Regions from separate parts of the Homo sapiens genome. Here region 2 is linked to region 1. The links are chromatin contacts, found by Hi-C in ENCODE. All regions are on one chromosome and are shown on one strand. Each heading gives the region's core, a stretch centred on a gene start or an enhancer-like site at or near the end of the contact. The rest is flanking DNA. Distances are from core to core; before and after follow the strand shown.

Region 1 (5,490 bases), core at 358-2,857:
CTCTCCTGACCCATGGCCTCTCATCCTGCAGCCCAGCCCAGGCCTCCTGCAGGGAGGACAGTCCCCAGAGCCAAGCAAGAGAGGTCCAGGCCCAGCGCACAAGTGTCGTGCCAACCTCTGCCCACAGCAGCTTAGGAGCAGCCCATTGGCCAAGTGCATCCGAGGCCGGCCCAGAGCCCAGAGGTGGAGACCAGTACCCGCCTCTTGATGTAGGAGGTGAAGTCACCTTGCAGGGGGGCCAGGACACCGGGAGAGGAGGGAACGGGGCTCTTCCTACCATATGAGGACTTCTCCGAGCCAGCTTTCTGAGGGTTAACTGACGGCTGATGGGTTCAAGAAGGAGGACACGGGCACAGGGACTCAGGGGCAGTGAGGGGCAGCAGGGCCGATGGTGTGAGGAGCACCAGGGAGCAGGAGGGAACGGGCCTGGGGCGTGAATCTGGCCCTACTGTCGGATGAGTTCTCTTCCGCCACCCAAATCTGGTCCGACCGTTAACAGCGTGGCCTTCGGCAAGTGACTAAAGGGCTTCCTGCCTCAGCTTTCCCACCCATAAACAGAGGATAACAGGCCAGGCGCGGTGGCTCACGCCTGTAATCCCAGCACTTTGGGAGGTGGAGATGGGTGGATCATGAGGTCAGGAGATCGAGACCATCCTGGCTAACACGGTGAAACCCCGTCTCTACTAAAAATACAAAAAAATTAGCCGGGCGCGGTGACAGGCGCCTGTAGTCCCAGCTACTCGGGAGGCTGAGGCAGGAGAATGGCGTGAACCTGGGAGGCGGAGCTTGCAGTGAGCCGAGATTGCGCCACTGCACTCCAGCCTGGGCGACAGAGCAAGACTCCGTCTCAAAAAAAAAAAAAAAAACAGAGGATAACAATGGCATGTACTGGATCTGGCATAATGTAAATATTCAATACATAGCTAGAAAAGAATGTTTTAAAACCTCAGAGATATATTAGGTGAAAAGCAAAGCTGGGCTACAGGATGACCTCTTCTGTGTGAACCAGGGGCAGGGGACGGCAGCCCACCTCTAGGAGCTTAAAGAGGAAGCTCCTGTCTGCAGGGACAGGAGATAAAGGTGGGAAAAGCTTGGACACCATTTTTATTGTTTGATACTTTTTGAATCCACACTGTGAGTGTGTGTATTATCTGTTTTATAACTAGGCTGGGTGCAGTGGCTCACATCCGTAATCCCAACACTTTCAGATATTGAGGTAAGAGGATCGCTTGAGGCCAGGAGTTTGTGACCAGCCTGGGCAACATAGCGAGACCCTTATCTCTACAAAAAACTTAAAAATTAGCCGGGCATGGTTGCACACATCTGTAGTCCTAGCTACTTGGGAGGCTGAGGTGGGAGGATTGCCTGAGCCCAGGAGTTGGAGGCTGCAATGAGACACCTTGTGCCACTGCACTCCAGCCTGGGTGACAGAGCAAGTCCCCTTCCCATAAAAGAAAGAAAGAAAGAAAACTCGCATGGTGGGTCAGTGGGTCAGAGGCAGTGAGGTCATCAGGCGGGGCAGCTTCAGGACCAGGTGGGAGGGGCCCATTGTGACCGCCCTGGCTGCACCCAGGCCTTTGTGACTGTTGCCTGGGGCAGCCCCCTCAGTAAGAGGGTGGCAGGTTGGGCCAGGCCAGAGCCTGGACCTGGGATCAGGAAGGGGTTGCAGGGAGGGATGGAGGGGCTGAAAACCCTGGGCCCCTGCGGCCACCCCCACCCCCAGTGTCCCCCAACCCCAGCCTCCAGCAGCCATGGAGGAGGCCTGGACCAGCCCTGCCAGGGATTTGTAGGGTGGCCCTGCCTGGGCCCCATCTCCTCTGCTCACTCAGTGCAGTCCCAGAGACCTTTCCCAGTCCCAGGGGCAGGGGGCAGTGGGCCCACAGTGGAGGGCGAGGCTCCCGGGCTCTTTCTGTCCAGCCAGGAGCAGAGAGCGAGAGACACTGAGGGGCCGAGACAAGGAGACCTGGAGGCAGGGCTTGGGTGGGGCTGGCCCCTGCACCCAGGGTCGAACCAGGGGGCTCCCAGGCAGGGGGGATCCATTGGCTCAGGGACCAGACCCTGCCCATGCCCACCCCTGTCACGGGAGGGAGGGGCCCTGGCCTCGCCCAGGGTAGCCCTGTCCCAGCTTCAGTGCGGGCTGCTGGGCTCTGCAGAACAGTCCTTCCTGCAGCTGGAGCAGGAGAACCACAGCCTGGTGAGCACCCCACCCACCGCCCCAGCCCCAGCCCCAGCCCCACCCACCGCCTGGTACCCCTGCCCCAGCCCCAGCCCCACCCACCACCTGGCGCCCCTGCCCCTGCCCCTGCCCCAGCCCCAGCCCCACCCACCACCTGGCGCCCCTGCCCCTGCCCCAGCCCCAGCCGCAGGAGCGGCCATGACAGGCAGCCCCCTCTCTCTGCCCCCCACCCCAGAAAAGGCAGAATCAGGAACTTCGGGAGCAGCTGGGGGCCCTCCTGGGGCCGGGGCAGCAGTTCCTGCCCCTGTGTCCCGAACACTCAAGCTGCACTGCTCTGGCCTGGGTAAATACAGGGCCCAGGGACCCCATGCAGCCAACGCCCCTCTAGCCCGCAGTCTTAGGGCTGATCTGGGGGCTCTCCCACAGCCCCCCGACCCGGCTGGCACGCAGCCCTTGGGGAACAGGGCACCTCTGCAGCTGCTGCGGCGGGAGCTGTGCCAGGGGCAAGAGGCTTTCGTGCAACAGTCCCAGGTGGGCCTGGGGGAGGGGCTGTGGGGGGGGAGGAAGCTTCGTAACAGCACTCCAGGTGGGCCTGAGGGATTCATTAGGGAGGGAGGTCTTCGTGCAGTAGGCCAGTGGGCCCAGCGGGGAGGTACTGGCCACCCTGCTGATGCTGCCCAAGCCCATCCTGGGCCCCACCCTCAGAACGAGCTGCAGCAGATCCGCCTGTGCTTTGAGAGGAAGAAGATGGTCATCACAGAGGTGCCCGCCTGGCTGAGGGGGAGGGGTGCTGGGGGCCCACCCAGTGGGTCCTGCTCCTCAGGCGTGACCCCACCTCCCCCTAGGTGTGGGACAACGTGGCTGAGATGCACATGGCCCTGAACAACCAGGCCACCGGGCTCCTGGTAGGTCCCCACAGGGCAGCACCCAGAAGGACGGGGCCCGGCGGGCGAGAGGCCACGGAGGGCGGGGCGAGGGGCCTGCTGTGCTTACCTCCTCTGGCCCCCAGAACCTCAAGAAGGACATCCGGGGCGTGCTGGACCAGATGGAGGACATCCAGCTGGAGATTCTCAGGTAACACGGGGGCAGGGGCCGGGCCAGCTGAGCAGGGTCTCAGAAGGTGTCCTGGTCAGGACAGGGCAGACCCATCCTTGACCCCCCACCTCCACAGCACCGAGCCAGGGGGTGGGTGCCAGGCTGGGGGTGGAGGGTGTGGGGTCCTGACAGTGAGGCCCCCGCAGGGAGCGGGCCCAGTGCCGCACTCGAGCCAGGAAGGAGAAGCAGATGGCAAGCATGTCGGTGAGCCCCCCACGCCCCACTCTGGGTCTGGAGACCAGCCCCCCACCCAGGGCCCTGCTTGGGCGAGAGGGAGAAATGGGCTCCAGGAGGGCAGGTCCAGGGCAGGGGGCATCGGAAAAGTGGCTGCAGGAGCCTGTCCAGGAGGAAGGGGCCAGGGCTGCGGTGCGGGGAGCCCTGTCTGAGGAGGGTTTCCCAAAGCCAGGGATCCCTGCCCTCAGCCTGGACACTCGGGGTGGGCTCTGATCCAGCCCCTCCCCGACAGAAAGGGAGGCCAAAGCTGGGAAGCTCCAAGGGCCTGGCAGGCCAGCTCTGGTAGGTGACTGCACGGCAGAGCCCAGCCCCCAGGCCCCCCGCGCGCCCCTGCCCCTGACCACCGCCGCCCGCAGGCTGCTGACCCTGAGGCTGCTGCTGGGCGCCCTGCTGGTCTGGACCGCTGCCTACGTGTACGTGGTGAACCCCACACCTTTCGAGGGGCTGGTGCCACCCCTGCTGAGCCGTGCCACCGTCTGGAAGCTCCGGGCCCTGCTGGACCCCTTCCTGCGCCTCAAAGTGGACGGCTTCCTGCCCTTCTAGGCCAGAGGCCCAGCGGCCCCAGCAAGGAGGCCAGGCGACCAGCACTGCCCCGGATGCCCAGTGGCCGTGCCAGCCCCCTGCACATGGCACCACTGTGCACCATCCTTGCCAGAAGCTGCAGAGAAGGGTGGAGGTGGGGTCTGTCCTGAGGGCTGGGCCTGTGGCTGGACATAGAATCATGACATAAGTGGCCGGTGAGCACGTCTCTGTGGAAATTGGGGGAGGGATGCCCAGGCGATCCTGCAGCGAGGGTCCCTCAGGGTGGAGACCCCAGCTCAGGGCCGGCTTCCCACCCCACATCCTACCTGCCCTCCAGAAGGCAGCCCCTCTGCACGGGGCTCTGACCCCCCAAGGCGTCTTAGGAGGGTCTCCACTGAAAGGCAACAGCAGTAAGGACTGGGGGGTCCTCAGGTCTTGCCCCCTGGGCCAGGCCCTCCCAGGGACCTCAGAGGTCAGGTTTTCAGCGCTGAACCTGCTGATCCACTGACCTCATGCCCCTCATGCAACTCCCCTCCCTTCCTGGCCACCACCCTCCCTGCCCAGGTCCTGTCACCTCCCCAACCCAGGGCCCTGTCCGGTCCAGGGGACCACATTGGTAGACAGAGCTGATCAACACCAAAAATTTTATTTGGGGAATTAATTAGCAGGGGTACCCTTAAGAACAATAGAGAATGGTTTTGTGGCTTTCTCGTCCCCAAATGGGAGATGTAGAGCCACAGCCCAGGGTGGACCCAGGGACAGGGACCCTGTGACGGAGAAGGGCTGGCCGGAGTGCCACCCTGCCGCAGGCCGTACCACTGCTGGAGGACACAGGGCTTGGGCCTCAGGCCCTCTGAGATCCCGCCGGCATCGTCTCTGGGTGCAGGCAGCCCCAGTGGGGCCCAGGCGGAGCTGGCCAAGACCACAGGACCTTGGTGGCAGGCAGAGGCCAATGGCTCACCAGGCTGGTGGCTCCAGGAAGTTAAGGCATCTGTTCATGTGTCAGGGGAAGGGCAGGAGGAGTGCAGAGACCTTCAGGGGCAACCTGAGACCCCCCCCCCACCCAGCCCAACCCACGGAGGCCTGGGCTCCCCGAGGAGGAAGTGGCTTAGTCTAAAGTGCTTGGTTGGGTAGGGAGGCTGGGCAAAGGTCGTGCCGGTCCCCACAGCTCTGGGACTGCCCCCCTGTGGGGTGCTGGACCCCCTGCAGCAGGTGGGGGACTCCCTGAGGTCATGTGGACACAGGGTCTCAGGCCCTGGCAGGCTGGGAATCTGTCAAGCTGTGGCTGGTGGAGCAGAGAGCCCAGCCCACCCCCAGCCCTGCCCCAGGGTCCACTGCAGTCTGACCTCCTGGGTCCCCAGCTGGGCTGTCCTGGGCCCCAGAGCCGCCTACTTGTCATCCTGCTAGGGCCCCGAGAGGCTGGGGAAAAGACTGGAGGCAGCCAAGTGCAGGCGGCACATGGC
Region 2 (5,787 bases), core at 2,434-4,933, 270 kb before region 1:
AACCCTGTCTCCACTAAAAATACAAAAAATTAGCTGGGTGTGGTGGCAGACGCCTGTAATCCCAGCCACTCAGGAGGCTGAGGCAGAAGAATCGATTGAACCCGGGAGGCGGAGGTTGCAGGTGAGCTGAGATCACACCACTGCACTCCAGCCTGGCGACAGAGTGAGACTCTGTTTCAAACAAACAAACACACAAAAAAACACACACCTGCACACGACCCGACACACTCAGATACTGAGACAAACACATTCCCTGCAACACACACAAACACACAATCCATGATACACCGACAAAAGAGACACTCATCCTGCAGACACACATCTTCCACCAGATACACGGAAACATGAGAGAAACACATTAAACACACTACCTGCAGCACATAGCTCACCACCAGACAGAAATGCAGACAGGCTGGGTGCAGTGACTCACGCCTGTTAATCCCAGCACTTTGGGAGGCCGAGGCAGGCAGATCACTTGAGATCAGGAGTTTAAGACCAGCCTGGCCAACATGGTGAGACCGCATCTCTACTAAAAATACAAAAAATTAGCCGGGCGTGGTGGCATGCGCCTGTAATCTCAGCTACTTGGGAGGCTGAGCTGGGAGAATTGCTTAAACCTGGGAGGCAGTGTTTGCAGTGAGTGGAGATCGCATCACTGCGCTCCAGCCTGGGCGACAGAGCGAGACTCTGTCTCAAAAAAAAGAAGAAGAAGAAAAAAAAGAAATGTAGACACAGATATGCACCCTGCACCCCCCACATCACACTCACAGAACACACCTCATCCTGCAAAACACACACACACACACACACACACACCCTCTGACACACAGAAACACCAAGAGACCCTCACTCTGCAACCATAGACACCTTCCACCAGACACAGAGAAACAGCAACTTATACAACCTGCAACACACACATGTGCCACCAGAGCCGACTAAATACTGAGACACACACATCAGCCAACACACAGAAGTGTAACCATCCTACCGACAGATGGCATACACAGCATCCATGCCCTACTAAGCATGGAGGCGGGCACCCACCCTAAGATGCACTCACTGCACTAGAAACAGATCATGAGGCCCAGCGTGGTGGCTCACGCCTGTCATCCCCACACTCAGGAAAGCCAAGGCAGGAGGCGCACTTGAGCACGGGAATTCGGATAGTATCTGTGGTCTTTCACCCTGCAGATACACACACAGACATGCCACCAGGCACACAGAAACACCAAGACACAGTGGGAACACGCACACTGGAACACACAAACTCCTACACACACAGGAGAACGCGGAGGCCGCTGGCAGTACTGAAATTCATCTCAGCCCTGGGTTCCAGGGAAATGGTGCTCACTGAGAAATTGCCTCTTCCTTTGCGTTCTGAGAAATAGTGAGACCAGAAGGAGCACTTTGCCCTTGTCCATTCTAAGACCCCGCCTCCAGCCTTCCACATGAGTCTCTTATTTACCAGGCCCCTCCTTCCTCATTAGTGAGTTTTCTTCCCATAGCAGTAGCCTGAATAAAGTCATCTCTTTATGTGTCTGGTGCATTCCCCCCACAGTCTTTGTGCCTTGACCTGGCATGGGTTGGACTTACCTTCCCATCCCCAATGACTGCAAGCAGGTGGTGAGCCCTCTCTGAGACCCGCAAGCCGCCCCTGACTGGCCATCAGGGTGGGGGACCTTCAGTGAGTATGACCCCTGGTTGTGTGCTCCTGGCTTTTGTCCGTTGGTGGCATAGTGACAACTTTATTTTGATTCTTTCAGTTTCATGGTCTGAACATTTGGTGGTCTCTTTAAACAGATTGGTGGTTTATAGACGTCTTGTCTCTGTTGGGTGAGAGACGACAGTGTGTGGTTTGAGAGTCTTTTCTGTTTGTTCATTTGTTTAATTGAGTTTAGTTAAAAATTTGGGCTAAGATTGGTGGCTCACATCTATAATCCCAGTGCTTTGGGAGGCTGAGGTGGGAGGATCACTTGAGGATAGGAGTTCAAAACCAGCCTGGAAAACATAGCAACCCCCATCTCTAAAAAAAAAAAAAAAAAAAAAAAAATTAAAAATTTAGCCAGGCACGGTGGTGGTGTGCACCTGTAGTCCCAGCTACTCCAGAGGTTGAGGTGGGAGGATCCCTTGAGCCCAGGAGTCTGAGGCTCACCACTGTACTCCAGCCTGGGTGACAGAGTGAGAACCTGTCTCTAAAAAATCCAAGAATTTGTCCCCAGTGGGAAGATGGTTTGGAGATGTGATCAGCCACATCCATGGATGGAGCTGTGCTGTCATTTAGGTAGGTTGGATTGGCTGTCATATGCATAGGTAAGCGACACACCCAACAGTTAGTATGCTTGAAAATAGGCCTGTTCCTTGGGTGGGGCTAACATGCAGAGGATTGGTAAAGCCTCCTGAGAGGGCGGTGGGGTCAGGGCTGGGGTTAGGAGGGCAGAGGTCAGGGCTAGGGTTAGGAGGGCAGCCTGTAAGAGTTGAAAACAAGTTAGTGAATTTGTGGTGGTTGGGCTGCCAGGGAGGAAGAGGAGTGGGAAGGGTGGGAGGAAGGCCTTTGACAGGGGTACAGTAGGAAGCAGGGTGTAGAGGAGTCAACCTGGGGCCAGTTCAGTTGTTGTGTGGACGGTGGACAGGGGTCATCTATCTTCGGGTGAGGTCATTGTCTCCATGAGTCCAGCTGCAGGGCTGAGGTCACTCACCTGGTAAAGAAGCTGGTTGGGGTGAGCTCCTGGGCCTCCCTGAGTCTGCAGTGACCTTCGCCCAATAATGGACCTCGAGACATAACCACAGCACTGTGGTTGGACAGTGCCAGTGAAGAAGCCATTGTCCTGCTGTCACATTGGGGATACCGTAATTCCAAAGCTGCCTGCTGCACACACCCCACCAGAGGTATTCCAGCGGCTGCTTCCTATTAATAGTCTGACGTGCATTGTGAGGGGCAAAATGTGCACACATGACACTCATTCGAGAGCCTCAGCAGTGGGCATTCCAATTACACTGCTGCTTCCCGTGTGTGTGTGTGTGTGTGTGTGTGTGTGTGTGTGTGTGTGTGTGTCGGGGGGGCTCCTTTATGAGTTAATTTTTTTTCTGAAACAAAAAAAATTGCTTAAATTACTTATTTGGCCAGGCGCAATGGCTCACGCCTGTAATCCCAGCACTTTGGGAGGCCAAGGAGGGTGGATCACTTGAGGTCAGGAGTTCAAGACCTGCCTGGTCAACATGGTGGAACCCCGTCTCTACTAATAACACAAAAATTACCCGGGCGTGGTGGCGCCTGCCTGTAATCCCAGCTACTCACTGCAACCTCCGCCTCCCGGGCTCCAGCGGTCCTCGTCCCTCAGCCTCCCGGTATTTGCTGGTTTTAGAGGCGGAGTCTCGGCAGGTCGACCCGGCTGGAGCGCAGAGGCTATTCCCAGGCGCGATGCCACTACTGACGCGCTCCGTTTCCAACTGGGGCTGCCTCGCCCCTCCCTAGGCGGCCTGGTGGCAGAGGCCACCATACTGATGCCGGCTTCAGTGAGGACCTGGATCGGCACAGCGCACTGCAGCGCAGAACTCCCGGTCACGCGATTCTCCTGCCTGGGCCTCCCGAGCAGCTGGGACCGCAGGCACGCGCGGCGCCGGCCCTTGGAGCTCAGAACCGCCTTTCGGACTGCATCCGGCACCAGGCAGCCAGCGGCTAGTGGGGGCCATGGAATCGTGCTGCCATCTGGCGGCTGGATGGGTAGCTGCTGCTTTTTTTTTTTTTTTTTTTCTTCTTTTTGAGGCACGGCCTCACTCTGAGGCCCAGGCTGGACGCAGTCACTCAATAACCGCTCACTGCAGCCTCCATCCCCCGGGCCCAAGACATCCTTCCATCTCAGCCTCCGAAAGTGCTGAGATTACAGGTGTGAGCCACCGCACCGGGCCGGTGCCACCTTTTTTTTTTCTTTTGAAACAGAGTATCCACTTTATCGCCCAGGCTGGAGTGCAGTGGCGCAATCTTGGCTCACTGCAACCTCTGCCTCCCAGGTTCAAGCGATTCTCCTGCCTTAGCCTACAGAGTAGCTGGGATTACAAGCGCGTACCACCAAGCCCGACTAATTTTTGTATTTTTAGTAGAGACGGGGTTTCACCATGTTGGCCAGGCTGGTCTCGATCTCCTGACCTCAAGTGATCTGACCACCTCGGCCCACCGAAGTGCTGGGATTACAGGCATGAGCCACCACGCCCGGCCGGTAGCATCTTTGAAGAGCCTAAACAAGTGGGGGTAACAGCCTGGGGGAACTTCGGCGCAGTTCTGTTTGTGCGGCCCGGTGGGGCCTGCTACGGGGATGTGGTGTCCCAGGCCCAGATTATCCCCCAAAGTAGGCATAGCCAGGTGAGGACAGCCAGAAGTCAGCGACAAATACTGTGCAGTTCCATGTATGTGGAGTATCTAGAGGAGTCAAATTCGTAGAGACAGGCGGGGCGAGGTGCCTCACGCCTGTAATCCCAGCACTTTGGGAGGCGGAGGTGAGTGAACCACCTGAGGTCAGGAGTTTGACACCAGCCTGGCAAAAATACCAAAAATACAAAATTTACCAAAAATACAAAAATTAGCCGTATGTGGTCGTGTGTGCCTGTAATCCTAGCTACTTGGGAGGCTGAGGGAAGAGAATCACTTGGACCCGGGAGACAGAGTAGCGGTGAACCAAGATTGCGCCACTGCCACGGCACTGCACTCCAGCCTGGGTGACGAGCAAAACTTTGCCTCAAAGAAAACAAATGAACAAAAACAAAACAAAACAAAAAAATTAGCAGGGCATGGTGATGTGTGCCTGTAGTCCCAGCTACTTGGGAGGCTGAGGCAGGAGAATCGTTTGAACCCGGGAGGCAGAGGTTGCAGTGAGCCGAGATCACGCCACTGCACTCCAGCCTGGGCGACAGAGCAAGACTCCATCTCAAAAAAAAAAAAAAAAAAGAAAAAAAATTCTGTAGAAACAGAAGGTGGAACCGTGGTTACCACGGGCTGGGAGGTATGGGAATTAGTGTTTAATAGGAATGCAGAGTTTCAGTTTCGGGTGATGAAAAGATTCTAGAAATAGATGGCAGTGAATGTACTTAATGTCACTAAACCGTGCACTTAAAAATGATTAAAATAGTGCTCGCTTCGGCAGCACATATACTAAAATCAGAACGATAGAAGTTTCTCATGGCCTCTGCCCAAGGGTGACACGCAAATGTGTGAAGCGTTCCATATTTTTATTTTTATTTTTTATTATTTATTTATTTATTTATTTTGAGACGGAGTCTCGCTCTGTCACCCAGGCTGGAGTGCAGTAGCACAATCTCGGCTCACTGCAAGCTCTGCCTCCGAGGGTCATGCCATTCTCCTGCCTCAGCCTCCCGAGTAGCTGGGACTACAGGCGCCCGCCACCACGCCCGGCTAATTTTTTGTATTTTTAGTAGAGACGGGGTTTCACCATGGTCTTGATCTCCTGACCTCATGATCCACCCGCCTCGGCCTCCCAAAGTGCTGGGATTACAGGTGTGAGCCACCGCACCCAGCCAAAGTGTTCCATATTTTTAAACAGATATATAGACCAATGGAACAGAACAGGGACCTCAGAAATAACACCACATATCTACAACCATCTGATCTTTGACAAACCTGACAAAAACAAGAAATGGAAAAAGGATTCCCTGTTTAATAATGGTGCTGGGAAAACCGGCTAGCCACAAGCAGAAAACAGAAACTGGACCCCTTCCTTATACCTTATACAAAAATTAACTCAAAATAGATTAAAGACTTAAATGTAAAACCCAAAA

Evidence for each region. Hi-C counts contacts between places; a loop is a spot of excess contacts on that map. Pooled maps may share reads with other maps.
Region 2: a map of K562 shows a loop between it and region 1 (3-fold over the local background). The contact joins the enhancer-like site here to the promoter of CCDC188 in region 1. A Hi-C loop is called at or near these places in 3 of 168 maps with a recorded cell type or tissue (K562, PC-9 and naive thymus-derived CD4-positive, alpha-beta T cell), 3 of 37 single-sample maps with no recorded cell type and 10 of 50 pooled maps.

What each region holds. Positions count from the first base shown.
Region 1 is chr22:20,147,172-20,152,661 of GRCh38, reverse strand. CCDC188 (coiled-coil domain containing 188) reads left to right here and starts at 1,607. Exons shown (of 9, transcript NM_001365892.2): 1 at 1,607-2,194; 2 at 2,412-2,519; 3 at 2,603-2,707; 4 at 2,882-2,938; 5 at 3,022-3,081; 6 at 3,186-3,250; 7 at 3,418-3,475; 8 at 3,738-3,787; 9 at 3,862-4,246. The coding sequence starts at 1,676. The coding sequence ends at 4,048. It overlaps ZDHHC8 (zDHHC palmitoyltransferase 8), which reads right to left. Exons shown (of 11, transcript NM_013373.4): 11 at 4,655-5,490. RefSeq lists a silencer at 5,426-5,490.
Region 2 is chr22:20,416,232-20,422,018 of GRCh38, reverse strand. It overlaps the pseudogene RNU6-225P. Among named protein-coding and RNA genes, the nearest start is that of SCARF2, 19 kb to the left of the region's middle. RefSeq lists an enhancer at 1-1,248. Within about 2 kb of position 3,683, at least 6 of the 41 ENCODE cell types and tissues checked have a DNase peak (open chromatin) inside an H3K27ac peak, as active enhancers do.